Regions from separate parts of the Homo sapiens genome. Here regions 2 and 3 are each linked to region 1. A link is a contact called in ENCODE Hi-C data. All regions are on one chromosome and are shown on one strand. Each heading gives the region's core, a stretch centred on a gene start or an enhancer-like site at or near the end of the contact. The rest is flanking DNA. Distances are from core to core; before and after follow the strand shown.

Evidence for each region. A loop is a pair of places that touch in the nucleus more often than their neighbours do. Pooled maps may share reads with other maps.
Region 2: a loop to region 1 is called in a map with no recorded cell type, with 6 times the contacts of the local background. The contact joins two enhancer-like sites. A Hi-C loop is called at or near these places in 3 of 37 single-sample maps with no recorded cell type and 3 of 50 pooled maps.
Region 3: a map with no recorded cell type shows a loop between it and region 1 (12-fold over the local background). The contact joins two enhancer-like sites. A Hi-C loop is called at or near these places in 6 of 37 single-sample maps with no recorded cell type and 4 of 50 pooled maps.

What each region holds. Positions count from the first base shown.
Region 1 is chr9:91,205,788-91,210,178 of GRCh38, forward strand. No RefSeq gene overlaps it. Among named protein-coding and RNA genes, the nearest start is that of LINC02937, 45 kb to the left of the region's middle. RefSeq lists an enhancer at 2,630-2,689. Within about 2 kb of position 2,429, at least 12 of the 41 ENCODE cell types and tissues checked have a DNase peak (open chromatin) inside an H3K27ac peak, as active enhancers do.
Region 2 is chr9:90,828,519-90,832,909 of GRCh38, forward strand. All of the region lies in intron 1 of SYK (spleen associated tyrosine kinase), which reads left to right. Among named protein-coding and RNA genes, the nearest start is that of SYK, 29 kb to the left of the region's middle. RefSeq lists an enhancer at 2,415-2,484. Within about 2 kb of position 1,840, at least 4 of the 41 ENCODE cell types and tissues checked have a DNase peak (open chromatin) inside an H3K27ac peak, as active enhancers do.
Region 3 is chr9:91,512,747-91,517,137 of GRCh38, forward strand. No RefSeq gene overlaps it. Among named protein-coding and RNA genes, the nearest start is that of NFIL3, 91 kb to the left of the region's middle. RefSeq lists an enhancer at 2,004-3,203. Within about 2 kb of position 2,410, at least 3 of the 41 ENCODE cell types and tissues checked have a DNase peak (open chromatin) inside an H3K27ac peak, as active enhancers do.

The sequences.
Region 1 (4,391 bases), core at 1,179-3,678:
TAACTTCAAAACTTACTACAAAGCTCTAGTAATCAAGATAGTGTGGTACTGGCATAGGACAGACAGAAGATCAATGGGGTAAAATTGAGAGTTTGGAAATAAACTCTTACATTTATAGTTAACTTTTTTTTTTTGACAAGGGTACCAAGACAATAAATGGGGGAAAACAGTCTTTTCAACAAATGGTGCTGGAATAGCTGGATATCAATGTGCAAAAGAGTGAAGCTGGATGCTTACCTCACACCATATATAAAAAATTTATCAAAAACATAAATATAAAAGTTAAAACTATAAAACTCTTTGATGAAAACTTTTTATCACCTTGGATCAGGCAGTGGTTTCTTAGATACGACACCAAAAGTACAAGCAATAAAGGAAACAATAAACTGGACTCCACCAGAATAAAAACTTTTATGCTTCCAAGCATACCAACAAGAACATGGAGAAACAACCTACAGAACAGAAAAGATTTGCAAATCATATATCTGTTAAGGGGCTTGTATACAGTATACATAAAGAACATTCACAACTCAATTTTTGTCTGTTTTGCTCAGTTAGAAATGGGCAAAACAGATATATCTCTAAAGACTATATAAATGGCCAACAATTATATGAACATCTGTTCAACATCATTAGGGAATTGCAAATCAAAATCACAATTACAATAAGATACCAGTTCACACTCACTAGATTGGCTATAATCAAAAAGATCAATAACAAATATTGATGAAGATGTGGAAAAATTAGAACCCTATTCATTGCTGGTGGGATTACAAAATGGTACAGCTTGTTGGTTTTGTAGTTTTTCAAAAAGTTAAACATAAAGTTGTCATATGATCCAGTAATTCCATCTGTAGGTATGCCCAAGAGAAATAACATGTACCCACACAAATACTTGTACACACATGTTCATAACAGCATTATTTGTAACAGCCAAAGTGGAAACAATACAAGTATTCATCAATTGATGAGTAGATAACAAAATATGACATATACATACAATGAAGTATTTTCAGTGATAAAAAGGAAAGAAGTACTGAGACACACTACACTGTGGACAAATCTTGAAAATTTTTATGCTAAATGAAAAAAAAACAGATACAAAAGTCTACATATTATATAATTCCATTCATATGAATGTCTCAAATAGGCAAATCCATAGAGACAGAAAGTAGATTAGTGGTTGCCAGGGGCTTGGGGGTGGAGGGAATGGGCAAGGGAGTGACTACTCATGAGTACTAGGCTTGTTGGGAGGCAATGAAAATATTCTGAATTAGCTAGTGGTCATGGCTGTACAACTCTGAATATACTAAAAAACCACTGAATTGTACAATTTAAAGAGTGGCTTTTATGGTATGTGAATTATATCTAGAAAAATAAAATCGCCAAGTTCTATTTTTCCTCAACATTGATTCTAGAGTTCCAAACCCAGAATCCTGATGAGAGGTTATGGAATGGAGTCCAAGAATACAATACCTCTTACAGGTACCAGCAGTTTTGGGAATCCCTGCCCTTGGGTGGGTCTGAGGAATAGACAAGATGAGGTCCCGCTCACAGACATGGCCCCCACTCCACCTCTGCTGCAGGTGACAGAGCACGAGAGGTAGGGCTGGACCAGGGCCGAGATTCGGCTCTTTTCTCTGGTACCATAGCCCCTACGCTGCTCATCACGTTTACATTTGAAGACTAGTTTATCCCCGGGGGAAACTCAAAACAATTTTAAATGTTAGGTATGTCAAGTTTTTCAGGACAGTCAACATATATCTTCCTATCTACACATGCAAGCATTTTTAATACGCATGAAGCACATGTGGGCGTACATAAGCTGCAAGTCTAGGGAAGCAAAGCAAGCACCGAGGGCTTGGAGTTTTGAGGTTACCGAGCCATTCTGAGCCTGGACTAATGAGATCACACCACAACTGAACTCAGAAGTACCAGGGCCATGGATAGTCTAGGATAAACACTCTCTCTGAGTCCTCTCAGAAGAGTGGTTTAGCAATCTCGACTCATACCATGCCTTCCCACAAAGACCAGAGGAAAAGAAAGGAGCTTTTCAGTGTTATTTGCAAGCCAATACTGGTGTTAGGCAAGCATATAACAGAGCCACCGTAGGTATTAAGAACAAATACTCCAATCACATCTTCCAATAATTAGAGTTTCCTTCCACCAAGATGAATGTGAGCTGTCATTTCCTAGCTCTTATGGCGTGTGACACATTTCTTGTACTTACATTTTTAAATAACTCAAATTACAGTCACTCTTACACAAGTTCTAGGCGTCATAAAAAGCATGTTTCAGGAAAGTGTTAATAGACAACTCAAAAGAAATGTTACTCAATGCAGCCGAGGCTATTAGGAGCTCGAACTTCTCTCTCTTGCCAAACAGTTCTTCACTTTCTGTAAACTGCACAAAGGTTTCATTCAACACAGTTTGAAGGCTGAAAGTGAAAGTGACTCAGACTATTTTTGGAAAGGTCAAGAAAGTGCACCTGCCAATTTTCAAATTTCTCTGAAACCTTTTCCTGCAAACATCACCACTAAAGCTACGTAGTCCCTGAGCTGCAACTTGATGATGTGGTGATTTTACTATTTCTCTTGGGAGGTTCAGGTACACACTGTGCCGTGGGTTCATGGGAGACTTTGTTCAGACAGCATTTTACACGACAGTCTGTTTAAATGCTTTAGGGGACCAAAACATCTAAAGGTACCTTGGCAGCAAGATGGGGGAATGAACTGAAGCCTAGGAAGGAAGCCTGGCCTGCCCTTGGCCTGACCACAGCCACCGCAGGGCTAGAGTCCTCCAGTATCTCCTGAGGTGGGGAGCAGGTGGGCCGCTCCATGAAAACCAACTAGATGATGGGAAAATGGACAGCTTTGCTCAGGGCAATCTTCCCACCCTGGCCCCCAAAATTGGTACTATAAACATGGCACTCAAACATGAGAATGATTTCTTAAAATGTTAGAGGAACTAAAACTCCTTAAATTGTAGATTACCTCAAGGGCCAATATAGTTAACCAGACACACCTTAGGCAGATACCTGTTTTCTCTGTCTCTCAAGGCCCAACTCACTAGTGACCAGTATTTGTAAGGAGACCCATCTTTCTCATCTGCTAAATCCATGCCAGTGTTAGAGGCCTGCACCAGTCAGAGTCTGCGCCAGTGCTGGAGGCCTGCAGTCTGCTTTCACTTCACAAAAACCGTCTAAGTTGGAAGAACTGTCCTCTGGTGCCTCTTAACTTCCCGCAGCAATGGCCCTGCCCATGCCTGCCCACTTTCTGCTCTAACACTCCAGAGGCAGTGGGCAGCTTTTGGACCTAGGAGGGTGTAAGTAACTTCCCTGCATAGACTTTAGTCAACATCTCTTGTCTCTGGACAAGCGCAGAGCAACAAGCAGAAGTGGGGAGGTGGGGAGGAGCCCTGCATGGTTTCCCCTCGCCCTGGAAGCCTCTGAAGACCTGTTTCATATTGCAGTTCTACTGGAGGCAGCTACCATGTTTCCCTAGACTTCTCTTTTCCTGAGTGAAGAGCCCAGGTTCTTGTACATGCCTCCAAACCAGCCATGGTTGCGAGACCCACCTTCCCGTCTTCTGAAATATGAAACAAATAAAACACGACCACCACATAAAGCACTTTTATACAGATCACATCCAATGTGACTGGGTCTTCAAAACCATCCTGAACTACTGGATTCTTCTACAAATGAAGAAATGGGCTCAGGGACATGAGGCACTTTGTCCACGGTCTCATCGCTGACTTCGGTGGAGCTGAAACTTGGCCAAAGAGCTCCTGTGTGCTTTACAGAAAACTACAGAGTGAATCTATGACCACCTGAAATTGCAATGCTGAGTACTGAATACAACAATCCAGATGAGTCTGACCAGGGCCAAATAGAGCAACACACCTGTCACCCTTCCCAAAAGCTGTCTGGGACACTCTTGACCCACAGGGAGCACATCTTGCCCCCTTTTTGTTTTTTATTTTATTTTAGAGATGGAGTCTTGCTCTGTCGCCCAGGCTGGAATGCGGTGGCGCGATCTCGGCTCACTGCAAGCTCCACCTCCTGGGTTCACGCCATTCTCCTGCCTCAGCCTCCCGAGTAGCTGGGACTACAGGGGCCCGCCACCATGCCCGGCTAATTTTTGTATTTTTAGTAGAGGCGGGGTTTCACCATGTTAGCCAGGATGGTCTCGATCTCCTGACCTCGTGATCTGCCCACCTCGGCCTCCCAAAGTGCTGGGATTACAGGCCATCTTGCCCCCTTTTTGACAAGCATTGCTATCAAACCATGAGTCTTCACACTTATACTCCAGTTGCTGGTTTTAGGGGGAACTGAGTTGTGAGGACATACACCAATCACTACTAGCATCTTGACAGATCCAAGCATCATTCAC
Region 2 (4,391 bases), core at 590-3,089, 380 kb before region 1:
TGGCCCCACTCAGGGTCAATATGCGCCCCACACCGCTGGCTGCAACCCCACCCTGTCCTCTTCTGCTCAAAAGAGCATGCAAGGGACATTGCTAAGTGGCAATTTTGGTTGCAACCCAGTGTTCTGTTAATTATTCACAAAAGCTAGCTCTCTTTTTAATTACCAATTGTGTGTGCGTTGCGTGTGCGTCCCTTCCCCCTTCTCTGAGCACACCTGTATGATGAGGCATGTACTTCTTCCTGGTGGAGAAGAACTGCAGAGATGTCTCCCAGGTTGAGCCTGCAGCCTGGCCCGGTCACCAGCACAGCACGGTGACTTGACTGTCCTCCCTGGCTCCCTTCCCCACCCGTGGCAAGTGGCAACTTGCTTTCGCTCACACTGAACGTGGTCAACTTGCCTCCCTGTCACACTGTAGCACTTGAATAGGGCAATATTAGATTATAGCAGAGGTTCTCAGACATTAGAGTGCTTAAAAATCACCTGGGAAGCAGGCCAGGCGCAGAGGCTCACGCCTGTAATCCCAACACTTTGGGATGCCGAGGTGGGCGGATCATGAGGTCAGGAGTTTGACACCAGCCTGGCCAACATAGTGAAACCCTGTCTCTACTAAAAATACAAAAAATTAGCTGGGTGTGGTGGTGTGCGCTGTAGTCCCAGCTACTCAGGAGGCTGAGGCAGGAGAATTGCTTGAACCCAGGAGGCAGACGTTGCAGTGAGTGGAGATCGTGCCATTGCACTCCAGCTGGGGTGACAGAATAAGACTCCGTCTCAAAAAAAAAAAAAAATCACCTAGGAAGCTGTTTAAAATTTACCCTTCTTGTCCGTATGCCCTATTTGCTGGGTCTGAGGTGGGCCCAGAACCCTGCTTTCCAGAAGGGAGCCTGAGGGTGGGGTGCCCTGAAGACCACACTCAGGAAGAACCGGACATGTGAGCTTTCATGAGCCAGAGTCCTGCCAAGAACTAGAATCTGCAGGTGGCTTTGGCCAGTCCCACTTAGAGGCAAGAAGACGTGAGGATAGTAGAGAACCTGGAAATCACGCAGTCCCCAGGATGAAAGTGGAACTCTCGGACCAGATCCTTATTCTCTTACTTTCGTGAGCCATTTCTGCCTACCTGTTGTCAGGGAGGCAGGAGGTTCATTTTTCTCTCACATGGTGCCTGACATAATGACTTGCACGTGATAGATGCTCAACAAGCATATTGAATGAATCAATCAGTTAGATTGTAAATTAAATGCACCAGATGGGCTGGTTGTTTATTTATAACTACACAGTTAACATTTATATTAACATAATGTTAACACCAAAGCGTAATATCTGTTTTCTGTGTTAATTATGGCAAGGTGGGCATAGAGAAGAGATTTCTGAGTGTCTTTTGCAGAGCTTGAAAATGTCTATGTGTTGGTTGAGATAGATCAGCCTTTACTTGATGCACTTTCAATCTTTTAAGTTCTGAAGGCACAGCAAGAGAATTTGGTGTTGAAGGTTTGGATAATGTTTTCAAGTATTTCAATATCCCTCTATTTCTAAACATTAGTAAAAATCATGCCTCATGCTACCATCCTTAGCTTCACTTTGTGTTTCTGAATTGTGTATCTCTATATACTAAGAAGTCCCCCATGTATGCCTGCAAATATGGGAGAGTCAACCGCTCAGCAGAATGTGCACAATGTAAGGCTGTGCCTTGGAGACCAGGCACCCTGTGCAGTGTGATGCACAGGCAGGCCTCAGGATGGCGCCGTGGAGGGCAAGTGATACCTACTGACGAAGCCAGTGGAGTGGATGCAAGGCCAACTCAGGCCCTGCAGCTGGGGTTCTGTTCCTCAGTGTTGAGGCCACAGGTCTGTGTCCACATGTTTTCTTTTGTACAGTGGGATTCTGCCGCACAAGGCAGTGCCCCCAGCCCTTTGCAGATGAGTCAAACATGCTTGTTTGCAGAGCCTGGTGCTGGGTGGGGTGGTCCCATCACATCACCTCTTCCTTGGTCATTTCTCTGTAATTAATCAGCCAGTCCCTGACCAAACCAGCAAGATCAATTCTCCCTCTGGTTGGACTCATTCCTCTTTTTTTTTTTTTTTTTTTTTTGAGATGGAGTCTCGCTCTGTCGCCCAGGCTGGAGTGCAGTGGCATGATTTCTGCTCACTGCAAACTCCGCCTCCCAGGTTCATGCCATTCTCCTGCCTCAGCCTCCCAAGTAGCTGGGACTACAGGCGCCCACCACCACGCCTGGCTAATTTTTTGTATTTTTAGTAGAGACGGGGTTTCACCCTGTTAGCCAGGATGGTCTCAATCTCCTGACCTTGTGATCCACCCGCCTCAGCCTCCCAAAGTGCTGGGATTACAAGCGTGAGCCACCACACCCGGCCTCCTCTTTCTTATGAAAATTAACCCACAGATGAAGTTTCCTTTCACCCAAGTCTTGACAATTTTCTCAGCTTCAAGCTGCAGAGGAAATTCCTAGGCACATCTTAACAGGGCTGCTTTGCATTGAGGGGGCTGTGTGGTTTGAGCGTGATAAGCCTGGATATCTTTCTGCACTATGCTGATTTTTGTTCCCTTAAATGGTATGGATTTGGCAACAATTGTTTGCAGGTGATCTTTTCCCAGAGAACCACTTATTTCCCCCACTGTCTCTGTATGATAGGAGGGCTCTAATGGCCCAGGGATGTGAAAGTGAGACACCTTCAATCGCTAAGGACTGCTGGAAATGTGAACTACAGGAAGTTGAGGGGGCTGGAGGGGAGGAGGCAGCACCTGCCGGAGCCATGCTTCAGTGGGTCTCAAGAAAAGCAGAAGCCTGGAATCTCAGGGCTGAGGCCCCTTGATAACTAGGACAGATGGGTTAATAAAAAGGGATACAGAGACATAGGCTACCTCTTCTGGTTCAATGCCAAGCTAGAAAATCCTGAAATGAACACAGATTTATGAGATAGGAGTAATATATTTAAGAACACAGTCTTACATAGAGATAACTATTTTCCCAAAACATCCAAGGTAAATTTATATATCTTTATGGATGAGGTTGGGTCTTTTCAGGGAAGGTTGGGGAGACGGAAGGGAAATTACTTATTATCAGTCCTCATGATTCATGGATTCCATATCTCCGCATTCATCTATTCATTTAAATCTGTTTGCAACCCCAAAATCAATACTCACAGCACTTTTGCAGTCATTTGTGACGTGCACAAAGCAGTGAAAAATTTAAGTCACCCAACACATACGTTGAGGTCGCACAAGGTGACACTCTGCTTTCTTGTTTTAGCTCTTATAAACACATTTTCTTTTCTCTTGGCCCATTTAGTCCATGGTTTTTGCATTTTTGTGCTTTTCTGGGGTGATTTTGCTATTTAAAAATGGCCCCAAACACAATGCTAAAGTACTTACTGTCTGGTGTCTCTAAGTGCAAGAAGGTTGTGATGTGCTTTACAGAGAAAATACGTGTGTTAGGGAAGCTACTTTCAGGCATGAGTTATTGTGCTGTTGACCATGAGTTCAAGGTTAATGAATCAACAATATATATGAAATAAATATCTTTAAATAGAAATACACATAAAACAAGGTTCTGTATTGATTGATTGACAAAAAAGTTGTAACCAGAGGATCACAAAAACCTAACACCATATTTCCCCAGGAGCAACTGTTCAGGATTTGCAAATTCAGCTTTCATGGTGATTTTATAGAGCATAACTATTGTGAATAACAAGAAGCAACTGTATTTTGTTTCATGCATAAGATGGAAAGAGAACAGAACCAGAAGTATGATATCGATGAAATGGAGAGAGGAGAAAGAAAAGAAAGAAATGACACTATGAAGATTTATTAGTTAAAATGTTACTAGTGATAATAAATTAATCAGAACTTTGGCCTCTGCCTTTGATCCTGGTTCCCATAATCTCTAAGTGCCAGGCTCAGATAATGTGGCCCTTGCAGGGTTTGGGCAGCTAGTCCTCTAACCATTTTCTACAGGTAAACGTGGACATGAAAGAAGCCAGGGTGAGGCAGGCAGCTTCCAGAAGCACACACTGGGCTCAGCTCCTTCCTTCCTAACCTCTATTTTAGCTCCACGTACCTCTTCAATACCAGAAAGTCTTCTTCTGATTCTGCCAGAGCCCAGCTCCTAGAACCTAGCTCATACACTCACCAGCCTTTTTTGTCAACAATTCATTCAAATATTTATTTACTTAAATATCCATTAAGCACTGTTGCTTCTCTCGCCCAACTCCATTGCACATGCTATATCAGTTATCTGTTGCTACATAACAGATCACTCTAAACTTAGTGGTTTAAAACAACAATAATTACTTATTATTGCTCATAATTTCTGTGGGCCAAGCATTTGAGATAGCTGGGTAGGCTCAGGCCCTCTGTAGGGTTGTAGTCAGGTGTGGGCC
Region 3 (4,391 bases), core at 1,160-3,659, 310 kb after region 1:
TGGGATAATCAATTAGCAACTAACAGCTAAGAATGAATGCAGAAGCCTTCTTTGGTCATGAATAGAGAAATTCTCACCTCCTGCACTGAAAAGGAAGGGAGGGTTGAGTGCCAGGGTCAGACCTCCCTTGAGAGTGGCAGAGCTCCAAATGAGGTGGATTCCCACCAAGGTGACACTGTTATGTCAAGGTGAGGCCATGGCTGGGAAAGAACGGGACCCAGCATAGAGGATGGGGACATCTGGATTAATGCTTCCTAAAATATCAAATCTCCAGATTCCCCTGAACCTCTGAGCTTGCACACAGGAACCTCGGTCCTGCCTACCCTTTGTTGAAGATGACTTAGGGTCCTCTCCTCCCGATACCTGTGCCTTCCTCAGGATCTGCCTCTACCTCCCTTCCTGGATACCAGACCAGTAAGTAGGTTAAATCACAACACAAACCAGCCTGGAACTGTTGGGCCTGAAAGGGGAGGAAGGCAACTGTACCCTAAAGAAACCAGAGGATCTAGCAGCAGATGCTGCCTGGAGCTATAAGAATGCACCTATATAAGGAATTGGAGGGTGCTTGGTCAAGGGAGCCAGAGCAGAAGGTTGAATAAGAGACGGTTATTTGAGTTAGTTATTTCCCCAATAACTCTCTTTTTATGTCTAATCTCTTGGCATCTGCTTCTTAGAAGACCCAAACTCAACACAGAACTGCGTCAAAGTTCCACTTCTTCCTCTGCCACCCATGCTGGTCCCCTCCCCTTCCATGGTTGTTAATCCCAAGAGCACTCCTCCTAAGTCTTGAAGCTCATCTCCATCCTGGGTCTATTTCCTGGGGAGCCAGCATCGGACGGCTGCACTGCAAAGGCCTTTGTTTCTGTACTGTCTGGACTGTCTCCATCCTGCTTTCTCATTCTTTCCTAAGCTTTCACAGCTTACTTTAAATCTTCTTCTGTTATATTATTGTCTCTTCTTTGATGTCTTACAGATCTCCTCTGAGTTCTTACTTCACTGTGATTATGCTTCCTTTGATTTCCGTGAGTTCATGGAGAAATGTTAATTCACATTTTCTTTTACTTCTGATGTATATTATTCCTCTGTCTTTGTTTGTTGTCATTGTTCTCTTTTTGGGGAATTATTGTTCATGTTAATGAGGATTTGCTAAGAGCTGTGTGGGGAAGGGACAGATTGAGGTGGGGCGGTCTCCTGAACTCAGGGGTTCTGGAAGGACTTTCTCATGGATGCAGTGTCCTCTGTGCAAGGACCCAGTGTCTGCTCACTAATCTCAATGGGCCATTCCAAGGAAAGCAGGCCCATGTGGTTTGTAGCAAAGCCTGGATGTTCGAGTATATTTGGGGTAATAGAGCAGCTCATACTAAGCTGACTGCCACATGCTTTGCAGAAATTCTAGGCATCTTGATGATCTCCCCCCCGCCTGGCTCATCCAAAATGCCAGGTGTGGACACCCTAGCCAGGACCCTTGATTGCACCCCTTAGGGCTGTGCTACCCTTTTATGGGAAACTGTCAGCTGGAAATGACCTGTGGGGTTGCATATGCTTCTTGGTGTTATGTCCCAGTGTGATCCAAAATGTATTGTCTTTTGCAGTTATTATTTTTAACCTATGGTTTTGCATGTATTTTCAAGGAAATTGGTTTCTTCTCTATTGCTCATTCTTTTTGTCATTTTCAGTTGGCCATTGGGGAAGGAAGTGAATCTGGATTAGAATTCTAAAATAATTTTTTTTTTCTTTGAGACAGGATCTCACTCTGTCACCCAGGCTAGAGTGCAGTGGTGCATTCTTGGCTCACTGCAACCTCTGCATCCAGGGCTCAAGCAATCCTCCAACCTCAGTCTCCAAAGTAGCTGGAACCAAAAGTGTGCACCACCATGCTGGGCTAATTTTTTTTTTTTTTTTGTATTTTTGGTAGAGACAAGTTTTCGCCACATTGTCCAAGCTGGTCTTGAACTCCTGAGCTCAAGTGATCCACTCGCCTCGGCCTCCCAAAGTGCTGGAATTACAGGTATGAGCCACCGTGCCCAGCCTACATCTTATTCTTTTAAAAAAATCCAATTTAACACCTTAACCACATAGCTGTATATTTAAAATATGTTAATTAGTAAGATATTAGCAACCCAAATCACAAGAGATACAGAATAAAGAGAAAGGTACTGAAAGCATGAAAAAAAGGTACTTAAAGCATTTAAACACAGACATCATTTTTTAAATCATGAGTTAGAAAATTAGATATGAAAAAGAAAAAAAGGTTAGTTTGGGATTGCTTCAGAGACACAAAACTAGTTAAAAACACACTGGTCCCAGCTATGTTCATAGTGTTCTCCATTGCTCATAAAAACTGCCTTCAAGAAGTGGTGATGATGTAGTTCTGGGGGAGAAGCAGCCGATGCAATGGTAAGCAGACTCCCCCACGTATGAAGTCATCTGCATTGCGTGGCTGGATGAACATCTGCCACATAAACTCTGCGTTGGTTGCAGTGTGCCACAAAAACATTCTTTGTTTCTCTCTGACCCCAGCTCTCATTTTGTGAGGTGAAGATTGGTTGACATAATGAGAACTTTCTGAAGTCATTTCACTGAGGACATTTAATACAACTTCTTTGCAAGCGATGTCATAGACTTCAGTGTCTTTGTCTGGCATGTGCTGTTGCTGCAACATGATTCACAGTGGATGGCGGGGGAGGAGCTGCAGGCGGCAGAGAGTAATCAAGCACTCATTTACGCGCCTCCTTCCTTTCGTCTTATCAAGCAGCTAAATGCCAGCTCAGAATCAGCCCACGCCACAGTCGTTTTCTGGACTTTCACTATTAAAATGTCCACTTACATAGGAAGAAAAAAGACAGTGACTCAAATCAGACTCAATGCCTGGTTTATAAATTAAGAAACAGCTATTTTGGCCCCCCAAAAGAAAACTACTTCTCTTTTCTCTTTTTTCAGAAATGCAAACTATGAGTTTTATGAAAACTACAATTTCATTTTATGAAAGGGTAGTCAATTCCATTACGTCTTTCAAACCCATTGGCAAAACGTGTAAAAAGAATTGGGGTTAAAGTGGGAAAAATCTTACCCAGTTCTGGATTTTAAAGCAATCACAAATTAGTACAATGTGAACTAAAGAAGAGCCCAAAGCTTTTGGTTCTAAGGAATTAGAGAATCTTTCTGTTTCCACTAAAGTGAAAGCATGTTCCAATGATGAACCTCCAGCTGCATAGGTGACAGTCTTTCCTTATTCAATCCCTGAATTTACCTTACATAGTAGGTGGACGGCCACCCAAAGATATCAGGTCCTAGTCCCTGGAACCAGTAAATGTTACCTTATAAAGAAAAAGGGTCTTGGCAGATGTGGTTAAGAATCTTGACATGAGGAGGTTATCCTGGATTATCTGGATGGGCTGTAAATGCCATCACAAGTGTCGGTAAAAGACGGGGAGATGACACACGCAGAAGAGAAGGCCATGTGAAGACAGAGGTGGAGACTGCAGTGATCTGGCCACAAGCAAAGGAATGCAAGCAGCACTGCAAATTGGCAGGGAAACCTTGATTTCAGCCTACTGAAACTGATACTGAACTTCTGACCTCCTGAACTGTGAGAGAATACATTTCTGTTTTTTTTTGTTTTTTTTTTTTGAAATGGAGCTTCACTCTGTCACCCAGGCTGGAGTGCAGTGGCGCAATCTCAGCTCACTGCAACCTCTGCCTCCCCAGTTCAAGTGATTCTCCTGCCTCAGCCTCCTGAGTAGCTGGGATTACAGATGCCCGCCACCATGCTGGGCTAATTTTTGTATTTTTAGTAGAGACCGATTTCACCATGTTGGCCAGGCTGGTCTTGAACTCCTGACCTCAAGTGATCAGCCAGCCTCAGCCTCCCGAAGTGCTGGGATTACAGGCATGAGCCACCGTGCCCAGCCCATTTCTGTTGCCTTAAGCCACCAGGTTTGTGGTAATTTGCCATGGTAACAGCAGGACATTAATACACCTATTTCTATGGAAATATGGCATGGCTTTATTCAATCCTCTCTTATCACTTAATTAAATCATGGATATCCCAAAAATTGAAGTATAAAACTTAAATCAAGTATTTCCTAGAATTTGCCGATTTAACGTTGAAAATTTTCTTTTGCCAAGTGCATGTAAAAACCAGCCTGGGATGATATTGTGCCAGTGTCAGTTTCCTGGTTTGATCATGTACTCGAGTTATGCAAGTTGCCGCCATTGGAGGACGCTGGGAAAGTGTACCCAGGCCTTTTCTGTTCTGCTTTTTGATCTTCTTATGAGTCTATACTCATTTCAAAATAAGAAGTTAAAATAAAACCCTTTTCTTTGGCCTGTCTTTTGTTTCTTCACCTTTTATATTGGACAATGATTGATTGCTGGTAGCTTCAGAGTTG